Regions from separate parts of the Mus musculus genome. Here region 2 is linked to region 1. Evidence: chromatin loops called from intact Hi-C (ENCODE). Cell type or tissue: left cerebral cortex. All regions are shown on one strand. Each heading gives the region's core, and the rest is flanking DNA. Links, peaks and the distances in the headings are about the cores only. Region 1 holds the start of Zcchc14 (zinc finger, CCHC domain containing 14). Region 2 overlaps Gm42048.

Region 1 (5,376 bases), core at 209-5,208:
GGAGGACTTGGCACGCAAGGACTACCATTCGCTGCGCGACTCGGAGATCAAGGCCAACAACCCGGCCGACCTGGGCAGCCTCACCAACCTGACGGACGAGGTGGTGCGCAGCAAGCTGCTGGTGTCGCTGGCCCTGCTGGGCTCGGAGCAGCGCGAGGCGGCGGGCGTCTTGTACCGCACGCTCACGCACACCGACTCCATCATCCACAACTACGGGCTGCAGCTCAACGAGGGTCGCACGGGCGATGAGTTCCTCCTGCTCTTCACCATGGCCTCTAACCACCCGGCCTTCAGCTTCCACCAGAAGCAGGTGCTGCGCCAGGAGCTCACACAGATCCAGAGCAGCCTGAACAGCGGCGGTGGCGGCGGCGGCGGCGGTGGTGGCGGTGGCAAGAGCGCGCCCGGGCCCAGCGGCGCGCTGCCCACCTGCTCGGCTTGCCACAAGGTGAGCGCAAGCGCGCGCGGTGGGGCAGCGCGGCTGGGGTCCTTTACCGGCCAGCCTGGAGATGACCTACTAAGGGACCCGGAGGCCTGCGTCAGCGCGCGGCCCCCTTTGTGTGTTCGGTGTCACGGCCCAGGCTGGGGACACGAGAAGGCCTTTGTCCTGTCAATCCCGGTTCTTAGGTGACATAACACTCAACGATATGTCCACTTGCACCGACCTGGAACCTGGGCGCAGGTGGGCCCTGCCACCTGCCTGTCTGGGTCAGGTGTCCCCGGGCGTGCATGGCAGGGGTACGATGTACAGGAACCCGTGTCTGCGTGTGCGATCGTGGGGGTTGTGCACGCTGCTAAGCGTGTCTGTCTGGAGAGCCTGGCTCTTGACAGGGGCTTTGCAGCCTCAGCGGGTCTGCGGGTATGCTGTCAGTGGTGATCCACCATCGGGGAGAACCCAAGCTCACTGAGGTGGGATCTGGTCTTAGGATGATAATGTCAGCTTGCTGGGCAGGAAGGGCAGCTTGACTGTCCACTCAGAAATGCCAGCTGTGGCCCGAATGTTTGAGGACTGGTAAAGCACGTGGTTCTCGTGGAAGCTGAAGGCTGGGTGGTTGGGGGCCATGGTGACTAGCAGATGGAGTTCATTTCTTTAGTATCCATCCCTCTCAGCTGCAGCCCGGAGTTGTGGATGATGGAGTCGGTGTGCATTTGGGCCTTTGGAGGCCGGCAGCAGCCCTGGAGCCAAGAACCCAGGTTTCTTGTGAGAGAAAGGCTCACCAGTGCCAAGGGCCATTGAGGTCCCACACCATGTCCTTGGTAGTCAGAGGCCACATCCGGGCCTCCTGCCCAGCTGCTCCACAGTCTGAGCCTTTTGAAGTTTAAACTCTTAACTCAGCTTCCCCTGTCCAAGGTGAACAAGGTGAGGTCGTCGGGGCTTCCGTCGGTTTTTCTTTCAGCTCTCTTTGAACCTTGAGTTGTGGCTTCTTTTTAATGTCTTCCTCTAAGAAGTGGTTGTGGTTCCTGAATGGGTTTCTGTGGCGTCTTATCTTTTCACTGACGTTTGCCTCTGAGACTTCGGTTAGCTTTTTGGGTTTTTCTTCTTCTTTTTTCTTACATACATACACTTTGCCACCTCACTTCCCTCTTGCATGCGAGGCAACTGTCAACAAGAAAGGCAGGGCCCAAGGAAAGTTAAGTTCTTCAGGCCAGCCAGCTGTCACCTCTCTGTGGTCTCCTCAGCTGCGGTTAGTTTCATCCACGAGCAGGAGCTTGCTGTCTCCCAACCTGGGCTGCCAGACCCCTGTGTGAGTGAAGCTCAGACGCATCAGGTCCGGGTTGCTCTGTAGGAGATGGGGACTGGTTTTTAACAGGGCAGTGAATTCAGAGTAGAAGTGTCTAGAACAAATGTCTTGGGTCCTCTCCCACCCACACAGTACTAGGGATGGAGCCTGGAGCTTGTGCATGCCAGGCAGGTGCTTGGCCACTGAGCCCCACCCCACTGCAGCCAGCCCTCACAATGCCTGTATAAGATGGCCTTTGTCTCAGGCAAAAGTCCACGGCGAGATGGAGTTAATCTAGTCCCCAGGGTCTGGGCACTGGTCGCCCGCCTTGGTCTCCTGTGCTGTAGGAGGCTGGGCTGAAGTCCTCCAGAGGTGACAGGGCAGCTGGCAGCTGTGCTCCCCGTGTTTTTCCCGGCCATGTTGGCTGTCAGTGGTTCTGTGGAGCCATGCGTTGTCTGCCCGAACGGCTCTCGTCCTGAGCTTGCAGCTGTTGCAGTTTTCAGGAATCCTGTGGCTGATAGGGCTGGGGTTTTCTTTAGAAAGTTGGGGGACATTGTTTGGCCCTGGCACAGGGGCTCTTGACTTAGCAATGAAGGCTGGGTCTCACTTGCTCAGATCCAAACAGGTCCATTTCTCTTTCTTTTCCCTGGCTCTGAGTCACTCCCGAAGGGACTGTTCCCCAAAGCTGAACTTGGGCTCATTTGTAGCTCTGAGATTGAAGCCTGATTGTGTGTGTACTTGGAGGGGGATCCTTGGAGGGAGAAGTCCAGCCGAGAGCCACTTAGCACTGAACTCCGGCCTCCTCTGCATCCTCAGCAGAAGGTGGCTCTTGTGTTTCTTTCTGAGCTGTGTCACTTGGTTTTGAACTTAGGACTGAGACTTTGCTCTCAGAAGTGAAGGTGTGGAGTGTTTTTGGATGTTGTCTGATTTAAATGTTTATTTCTCTTACCTGAGTTTTCTGGAAAGCTTGGTATTGTAAGCTTCTTTACGCTTTCTTTTCCCTTTTTATTTTAAATGTATAACGTTCAGAGCAGCCCTAGATGTTTAAAAGTGTGGTTTATTTATTTTAAAGACCGAGGTTTTGGGAATGTGGGGAGGGACTCTAGAAGTGGGGGCAGTGTTTGGGATGTAAATAAAATAAAATAAAATAAAATAAAGACCAAGGTTTCATTGTCTTGCTCACCCTGGCCTGGGAATTGCTATCCTCCTGCCTCAGCCTCTGCAGAGCTGAGAGGATAGGGACACACCAAGCCTAGCTGTGGATGCATTACGTAGGCATGGCTTACTTTAGAAAACCATTTGCTGTCTGTGGTGTGGGAGCATTAGGGGCTGCAGAGGGGCTGCAGGCCTTACCCTGCTGGGTGCTTCCTGTCCCTTAGGTGTGGTCTCAGGATGCTGAGAGCAGTGCTTGCATTTTTTTTTTTTTTTTTTTTAGTAGAAAACCTTGGTTTTGGAAGCAGGTTAAATCAAGACTTTTAAATGGGTGTGAGGTACCAACTTGTAACCAACCCCAGCACTCAGGAGGCTGAAGAAGGAGGCTCTGACTTCAAGGCTGCCCTGACACCTCAAGTTGGTGTCCGGTAGCTGGTACAAGAGAGCATAGCATTCCCTCTGAATTGTGGTCAGGGTGCTGTACAGAGCTGTGTGGCCAGCAACGTTGAACTTGTTCAGATACCCGAGCCTGTGAGCCGTCCCTGCATTCTCCCACCCAGCCCCCAAGAGACACGGCCAAATGTCTGTCTGTGAGTTTGTCCTCTCTGAGGCAGTCGTGTGAACGGAACTGTGAGTGCTTGGCCGTGTGCTGGGCTGCGTTCACGTTCACGTGCGTGCTTTTAAGGCTTCTCTTGTAAGAGCGCAGCACGCTGCTCTCTTTCATGGCTGAGTACTGTTTGTTCATCTCCTCACCAGCGGGTGGAGGTCGGGATTGAGGCTTAGGTGAGATTATTCTTCATGGTAAACTCCTGAGTGCCTGACACTAATGCATGCTCCTCGGGCCACTGCCTGGGGGCTGCTTAACCGTGCTGCATGGCGTCAGGCCCTCTGGGTTCTGTGGTTACAGTGACAGGTGGAGCTAGCTGTGGTTCTGTCCTGCTCTGTGTGGCAGAACACAGTCCAGAGGCCCTATGTGGGGTTGTTGTTGTTGTTTTGTTTTTGTTTTGCTGTTTTGGGTTTTTTTCCTTTAAGGGGCTCTGAAATGGTGTGCCTATATTGAGATTCTGGTTTTGTTTTTGGTGGATAGCTGTACAGTTCCAGAGCTGCCCACCATGGTTTGGCCATGTATGCCCTAGAGTTAGCCTTGGGGAGACTTTCAACAATCTCCATAGACTATGAATAAAGCTGCTAGTAAGCTCTTGCCTGAGATGGGCTACAGTTCCACTTGGCTGCTTGTGTCTGGTAAGCTCTTGCAAGTCATTACAGTTCAAAGGTCGGTCAGGAATTGAGGCATTTTTGTCCTGTGGGTATCATGTGAGGAGTGGATGGCTTTGCTTGGTTTCTCTTTTAACCCTGACCCCTACACATGGTTGTCAAGAGCCCCTAGCATTCCAGAAGAGCTAGAATAGATCCGCATCTGCATCAGTGACCTGAGGGTGCTGTTTTTTCTCTAGGGCGTTCTTCTCATCCCTTGTATTCATTCCTCGGTGTGTTTCTGTCTAGGTGGGTGTGCTCCAACACAGCACCCTCAAGCTCTGTTTTAATGGCCTATCTTCTTAGTGGCATCTCTCCAGCAGCAAGCAGCAGCTGAGTCATGTCTGGAGTTGTAGCAGGCCCCCTTGAGCCACTGGGGTGACTGTGTAGCTCTCAAGTGACTGTCTTTCCCCACACGTGGAGCTCTAAGGCCATGTGCTCCTTCGCCACTTGAACCCCATCGGAGCCGCCATGCTTCACATGTCACAGCAGGGTCGGATGCATAGCACCGTGTGTCGCGTGCACAGGAACCAGCAGTGGCAAGTCTGGCTGCTTTTCTGAAGCCGTTTTTGCTGAAGTTCCATCCTGTGTTGTGCCTTGGTCCCGTGTGCCATACTCACTCAGCCTTGGGGTTGAGAGCACACTTGGGATATGTAGTTTCTAGAACATTGGCAGGCACACTGTTGTGCTGTGTCTGTTGACTGGACAGCTGTTGGCTTCTGGGAGGCTAATGGTAGATCACAATACATTTTTTAAAAAAAGATTTATTTTCATGTTATGTGTATGAATATTTTTGCCTATGTGTCTGTACCACATACATACCTGGTGCCAGTGGAAGACCAAAAAGGCATCAGGTCCATGGGCCTGGAATTACTGCCATGTGGGTGCTGGGAATTGAACCCAGGTCTTCTGGAAGAGTAGCCAGTGCTCTTAACTGCTGAGCCAATTCTCCAACCCCACATTTTTATAAATTATTTTTTGCCCGGGAAAAATAATTTCTTCTTTAGGATTCCCTCTTCCTTAGCAGGGTCAGATTTCAGAAAAATCCTTCAACCCCCAGCAGTTGAGCTAGGACCCATCAGGGTGAGCTCACTAGTGAGATGGCTGTAGGCTTTGACTTCAGACCTTAGCTGTGGCAGTGTTAGCAAGGGAAGAAGAAACACAGAAGTATGGCCTGCCAGAGATAATGTTTGTCACCCTGAAAGGCTGGGGCAGAAAGCTTGTCATGAGTTCAAGGTTAGCCTTGAACACA
Region 2 (5,376 bases), core at 227-5,226, 190 kb before region 1:
GTGCTGGGATTAAAGGCGTGCATAAAGATTTATTTATTTTATGTATATGAGTACACTGTAGCTGTGAACTGCCATGTGGTTGCTGGAATTTGAACTCAGGTCCTCTAGAAGAGCAGTCAGTGCTCTTAACTGCTGAGCCATCTCTCCAGCCCCCTATTCATTATATATATATACATATATATATATGTAAACTGTCACTGTCATCAGACACACCAGAAGAGGGCATCGGATCCCGTTATAGATGGTTGTGATCCACCATGTGGTGGCTGGGAATTGAACTCAGGACCTTTGGAAGAGCAGTCAGTGCTCTTAACCACTGAGCCATCTCTCCAGCCCAAATTGACTTATTTCTTCATCAAAGAAAACCTATTAGTCACATTAGAAAAATGGTTGGGCAGTTAAAGGATTACATGAACACACACACACACACACACACACACACACACACACACACACACACACACAAAACTAGCTATGATCTAGCCACTCTGCTCCTAAACACCCGCCCAAAGTTATGAAAGCACATATCTATAAGAGTCATGCTCAGGTTGTTCAAAGCAGAGATTTTAGTAATAATACACCTTCAAGTTGGAAGCAGCTGGCAGCTCAAATCCACACCGAGTGGTGCAGCGATAAATGAGGGACGACGGTCTGTTTGCACACAGAGAATTGCTAGGCTTGATGGAGATTCAGTGGTAGAGTGCTTGTCTAGCATGCAGGAGGCGCTGAGTTTGATTCCTTTCACAAGAGGGGCCTGGGAGAGGGAGGGAGGGAGAGAGGGAGGGAGGGAGGGAGGGAGATTGAGAGAGAGAGAGAGAGAGAGAGAGAGAGAGAGAGAGAGAGAGAGAATATGAGAGAGAATGAAAATGAGAATGGGGAATTGAAACAGTAACACTCACAGGTAAACCTGCAACTCTCAAAACAATCAGATTCGGTGAAAGAAGCCAGAGTCCTAAAGGTCCTCATCAAAGGTGTCCACTTTATGACTGCATTTCTAACATCCTGAGAATGATAAGTAATCACTGCCTGTGAGCACCCTGGGACAGGGATACAGAGGGGAAGGCTAGATAAGAGTACAGGGAAGTTTCTGGGGGTAGAGGTGGTTTTGCAGCTGTTGTGGTGGCCTCGTAACAGACATATAGGCCATTGCATATTTAATTCTACACTTTTATTTGTCATCTTATTCTTTTATTTAGAAGGTAACCATATGCAACTCTATAACAAGAAGCTTGAAAAATGTTTATTTAAAAAGGATGACTTACTGGCACTGGAGACATGGCTCAGCGGTTAAGAGCACTGGCTGCTCTTCCAGAGGTCCTGAGTTCAAGTCCCAGCAACCACACGGTGGGCTCACAACCATCTGTAATGGGATCTGATGCCCTCTTCTGGTGTCTCCGAAGACAGCGGCAGTGTACTCATGTACATTAAATAAATAAATAAATAAATAAATAAACAAACAAACAAATCTTTTTAAAAAACCAAAGAGCTGGCTTACCTGATTGGTCAATTGGGTCTGAGGTTAAGAGATACTGTATGTCCACGAAGAGACCTGAGCTCTGTTCCCAGGTGGCTCACAACTGCCTGTAATCCCAGCTTCTGCAGGACTAGTGTCCCCTTTGTCCTCCTTCAGATCTGCACTAACTTGCACACACATGCACTCGCTCGCACACATGTGCACTCACTTGCTCACATGTGCACACATGCACTCATGCACTCACCTGCACATGGATTTCCAGTTTGGAACTCCCAGACTCATGAACTCTCTGCTTATCCTCCATTCTCCAGCCTGAGCTGCTGTACCCTCCCAGAGGCCAGGGCGAGCGTGTGTCCCTTCTGTCTCCCAGCAGCTGTCTGTCCCCGTTTAGCCACACGTGCACACTTCAAGCACATGCTTGTTGTTTACAGAGAATAAGTGGATACATCTTTCCTATGGTGGGAAATTATACTATTTCCCATCTCTGGATTTGACTCAAACAAGTAGAAGATTTCAACAACAATATATAAGGACATAGGGCAGTGGTTCTCAATTTGTGGGTCACAATTCCTAGGGGAGTACATGAGCCTTTCACAGGGATGGAAAATAATTGTATGGTTGGGGGTCACCACAATATGAGGAACTGTATTAAAAGGTTGCAGCATTAGGAAGGTTGAGAAGTATTGCCATAGAAAATCTAAACAGTGAGTTTCCAATAGACCAGTTATTCAACCACACAGGACACCTGCAGAAGACAGTGGCAGAATCAGCCACCCCAGGGGCACACTGAACACACTCTAACTCACTGACACATTGGAAAGGACCAGAAACAACAGTGTGCTCTCCTGCTACAAAAGCAGAAACTAGACATAAGTAACAAAAAGACTATGGGCGATGCTGGGATGCAGGCGAGTGGAAGAGCACATGGCTAGCACCTGCCTAGCTTGCGCTAGGCCCAGGGATAACACAGGGATCTCCAGATCGTAGGTCGCTAAATAAGGCTCTAAAGAGGAAGAATTCAGCTTTCTTTGCAATGCACAGCTGGATTCATATCCTCCCTAAACAACTAGGAAGTGAGACATCACATCTGCTACATGGGTTCGCTTCTGCATTTCACTCCTCTTTCTTTCTTTCCTTTCTTCTTGTTATTTTATTTTGCTTTTACACAGGGTTTCTCTGTGTATCCCTGGCTGTCCTGGAACTTGCTCTGTAAACCAGGCTGACCTTGAACCCAGAGATCCATCTGCCTCTGCCTCTTGAGTGCTGGAATTAAAGACATGAACCACCATCATCCAGCTGTCGCCGCCACCTTCTCCTCCTCCTCCTTCTCCTCTTGTTCTTTAAAAGATTTATTCTTGTTTTATGAGTATGAGTGCTTTGCCTGTGTGCAGGTCTATGCACCACGGCTGCAGGTGCAGTGCCCGAGGAAGCCAGGAGAGGGCGCTAGATCCCCGTACAGAAGTTACAGATGGTCGTGGCTCACAATGTCAGTGCTAGCTGACTGACCCAGTGAGTCAGCTCTTAACTCCTGAACCATCTGCCTATCCCTACCCACCCCCTTTCTTACTTGGTTCCTTTGGCCGATGTCTTCATATGTTTATCTGTCTGGATAGAAGAAAGCCTGCTCTCTGGTGTGCCTCCTGTGGCCTAAAATGATGCCTCACGCTGTAGAACTTCCAGTTAAATGAAGCGACTCAGCCTTCCAATTGAAAGAACTCAGTGGGGAAACCCCCACTCAGCTCCCGATTCGGCGTGCACCCAAGAATCACGAATAGAACACAACACCTTGATGTAACAACAAGAGGTTTTTTAATGGCGGAGCTCCGGGTCGAAACGTATCTCACACAACAGGAGACAGTGGATTCGACCACGAGGCTTGGAAGCTAGGGGGTTTTATAGAAAAGGAGTGGGGCTGGGGGAGGAATTGGCGCGGTTTCACATGATTGGTCCATTTAAACATCAGCAGCCTGTAACATTTAACTTAGGTCAGAGGGGTGGGAGCTAGGGAGGCGATGGGCTTGCCCGGGCATGTCCTGGTCTGTTCTGCTATGTTCTCAGCCCCAGGTTTCAAAGCTCAGAAACAACTCTTTGGGCTATTTAACATACATTACATGAATTACAGTTTTATTTCCTTTCATTCCCCTCTTTTTCTGTTTAGACTAATTCTAATCATAGAATTTTAGAGGTCGGTGTCCCTTAACTCTTCATCTACCTGAACTATAGGTTGATATTGCCTTTGAAGAACCATGAGTTTTACTGTATCAATTTTACTCTGGATGAAAGCCATTCCTCTATTTATTATACAAGGGCCGAAAACTAAAGCTAAGCATATCATAAGGATTGGTCCGGCTACAGCGGAAATTAAAGAAGTTATCCAAGATGGTCGTGATTCAAACCACGACTCAAACCACCCCCGTTGAGCATCCCGTTCCCGTTTCCTTCGCTCTAATCTTTCTCTCAGTTTCTGCATAGAGTCTCTAACTATTCCTGTATGATCTGCATAGAAGCAGCACTCTTCTTTAAGGGCAGCACACAGTCTTCCTTCCTTTAGGAACAACAAATCAAGACCTCTCCTGTTCTGTAAAACTACCTCAGACAGGGAGGTCAAAGATTTTTTTAAAGCGTCTATGGACTTCTCTATTGTCGCTAGGTCTTCATTGACAGCATCCCTCAAAGACTGAATTCCCTGTCTTCCTTCTATCAAAGCTGACACTCCCGTCCCCACTCTTACTGCCATACCTATTCCCATGAATGCAGCCAGGGTTAAAGTAATTGGTTCTCTTTTTGACCGCCGGCCCGCATAGCTTTCTTCTAAACTGGATGCAGGGTGATAATATACACGGGGTAACAGCTGGATCATGACACAAAAATCATGAGATGAATTAAAAACCTTAGTTGATACACAGGGAGTAAGTCCTGTATTGCAAGCCCACCATCCAACCGGGGAAGGTACAAGATAGTAATCAGCTTCTGTTCTGGACACGGACTGAATTTGTCCGCATAGGTGTTTGTGAGTGGAAGGTGGGGTACCTATACAGAGACCTGGATTCCTCGCGGATACTTCAGTCAGGGTCAGTTTTTGTCCTGTACCCCAAGAGCAGGAAGTATGGCTGCTGGTTCTGTTGAAATCTCCATTGAAGGCGATTCCTTTATAATAAGGCGGACCGGACCCGAGGACAGGCATAGCCAGCAGTCCTCAGTAGCGCTTGGATCAGTTCTGTTAAGGGCATAAAAGGCTCCTCTCACTAGGTTAAACATCCTCTGTCTTGAAGGAATCTCGGGGGTAATAGTTAGAGGTACCTGAGGAGTGGGAGGTTGGGTGATAGCGGCCATATTAAGGGGGTCCGCAATCACTGGAGTAGGCTGAGTAATTGTATGGGTGAGGGGTGTGAACTTGGTTGGGGGGCCTAAAGGATTGTAGGGGGTCTTTATTTTTAATCTGATAGTGAACAATAATCTCTCATCATATCTTTCCTTGTAAATCCTAAGACCCCAGGTATACCCTTTTGTCCATCCCAGAGCTCTCTTTCCTGGTTCAGTGAAGGTGACACGGAGCGGATGGCACCAGTCAGTACACTCGTCTAGGTCAAATCCTCCAGGTACATAAGACGCTAGGGAATAGTTGGCTGTTACTCTAATATAGTCCCAGCTCGAGGAGGGCTTCCAGCGGGCTGTACCTGAAGTCTCGCAACCCCAGCTCTTACAAAAGAAGTCAGCCTTACCTCCACACGTTGGATTGAGGGACTGACTTCGGTGGGGCCCGGGGCAGACATAGAAGGGATGGGTTCGAAGCATACTTCTATCCCTTTGGTTAGAGCAACCACCCCATGGGTCTCTCGAATGTTTTTCTACGTACGGAGGGGGTGTTAAAGGTGCCCTCTGAATGTCAGAGTACCCCTCCA

The links. A loop is a pair of places that touch in the nucleus more often than their neighbours do. Peaks named below come from ENCODE experiments on the same cell type or tissue, not always from the same donor. Only the 100,000 strongest peaks of a DNase experiment are listed, where the experiment ranks them.
Region 2: it touches region 1 in a loop (2.9-fold over the local background); 1 of 42 quality-filtered maps calls a loop at or near these places.

The regions. Positions count from the first base shown.
Region 1 is chr8:121,646,794-121,652,169 of GRCm38, reverse strand. It overlaps Zcchc14 (zinc finger, CCHC domain containing 14), which reads left to right and starts at 237. Exons shown (of 13, transcript NM_080855.2): 1 at 237-445. The coding sequence starts at 269. In left cerebral cortex, for the core only: no CTCF peak of the experiment used is centred there; DNase peaks (open chromatin) are centred at 1,823, 2,441, 3,524, 4,418 and 2 more places; H3K4me3 peaks cover 3,678 bases; H3K27ac peaks cover 868 bases.
Region 2 is chr8:121,839,070-121,844,445 of GRCm38, reverse strand. Gm42048 reads right to left here. Exons shown (of 4, transcript XM_030243893.1): 2 at 3,042-5,376; 3 at 1,263-1,414; 4 at 544-754. Among named protein-coding and RNA genes, the nearest start is that of Gm42048, 7.8 kb to the right of the region's middle. In left cerebral cortex, for the core only: a CTCF peak has its summit at 2,906 (motif pointing right); a DNase peak (open chromatin) is centred at 2,923.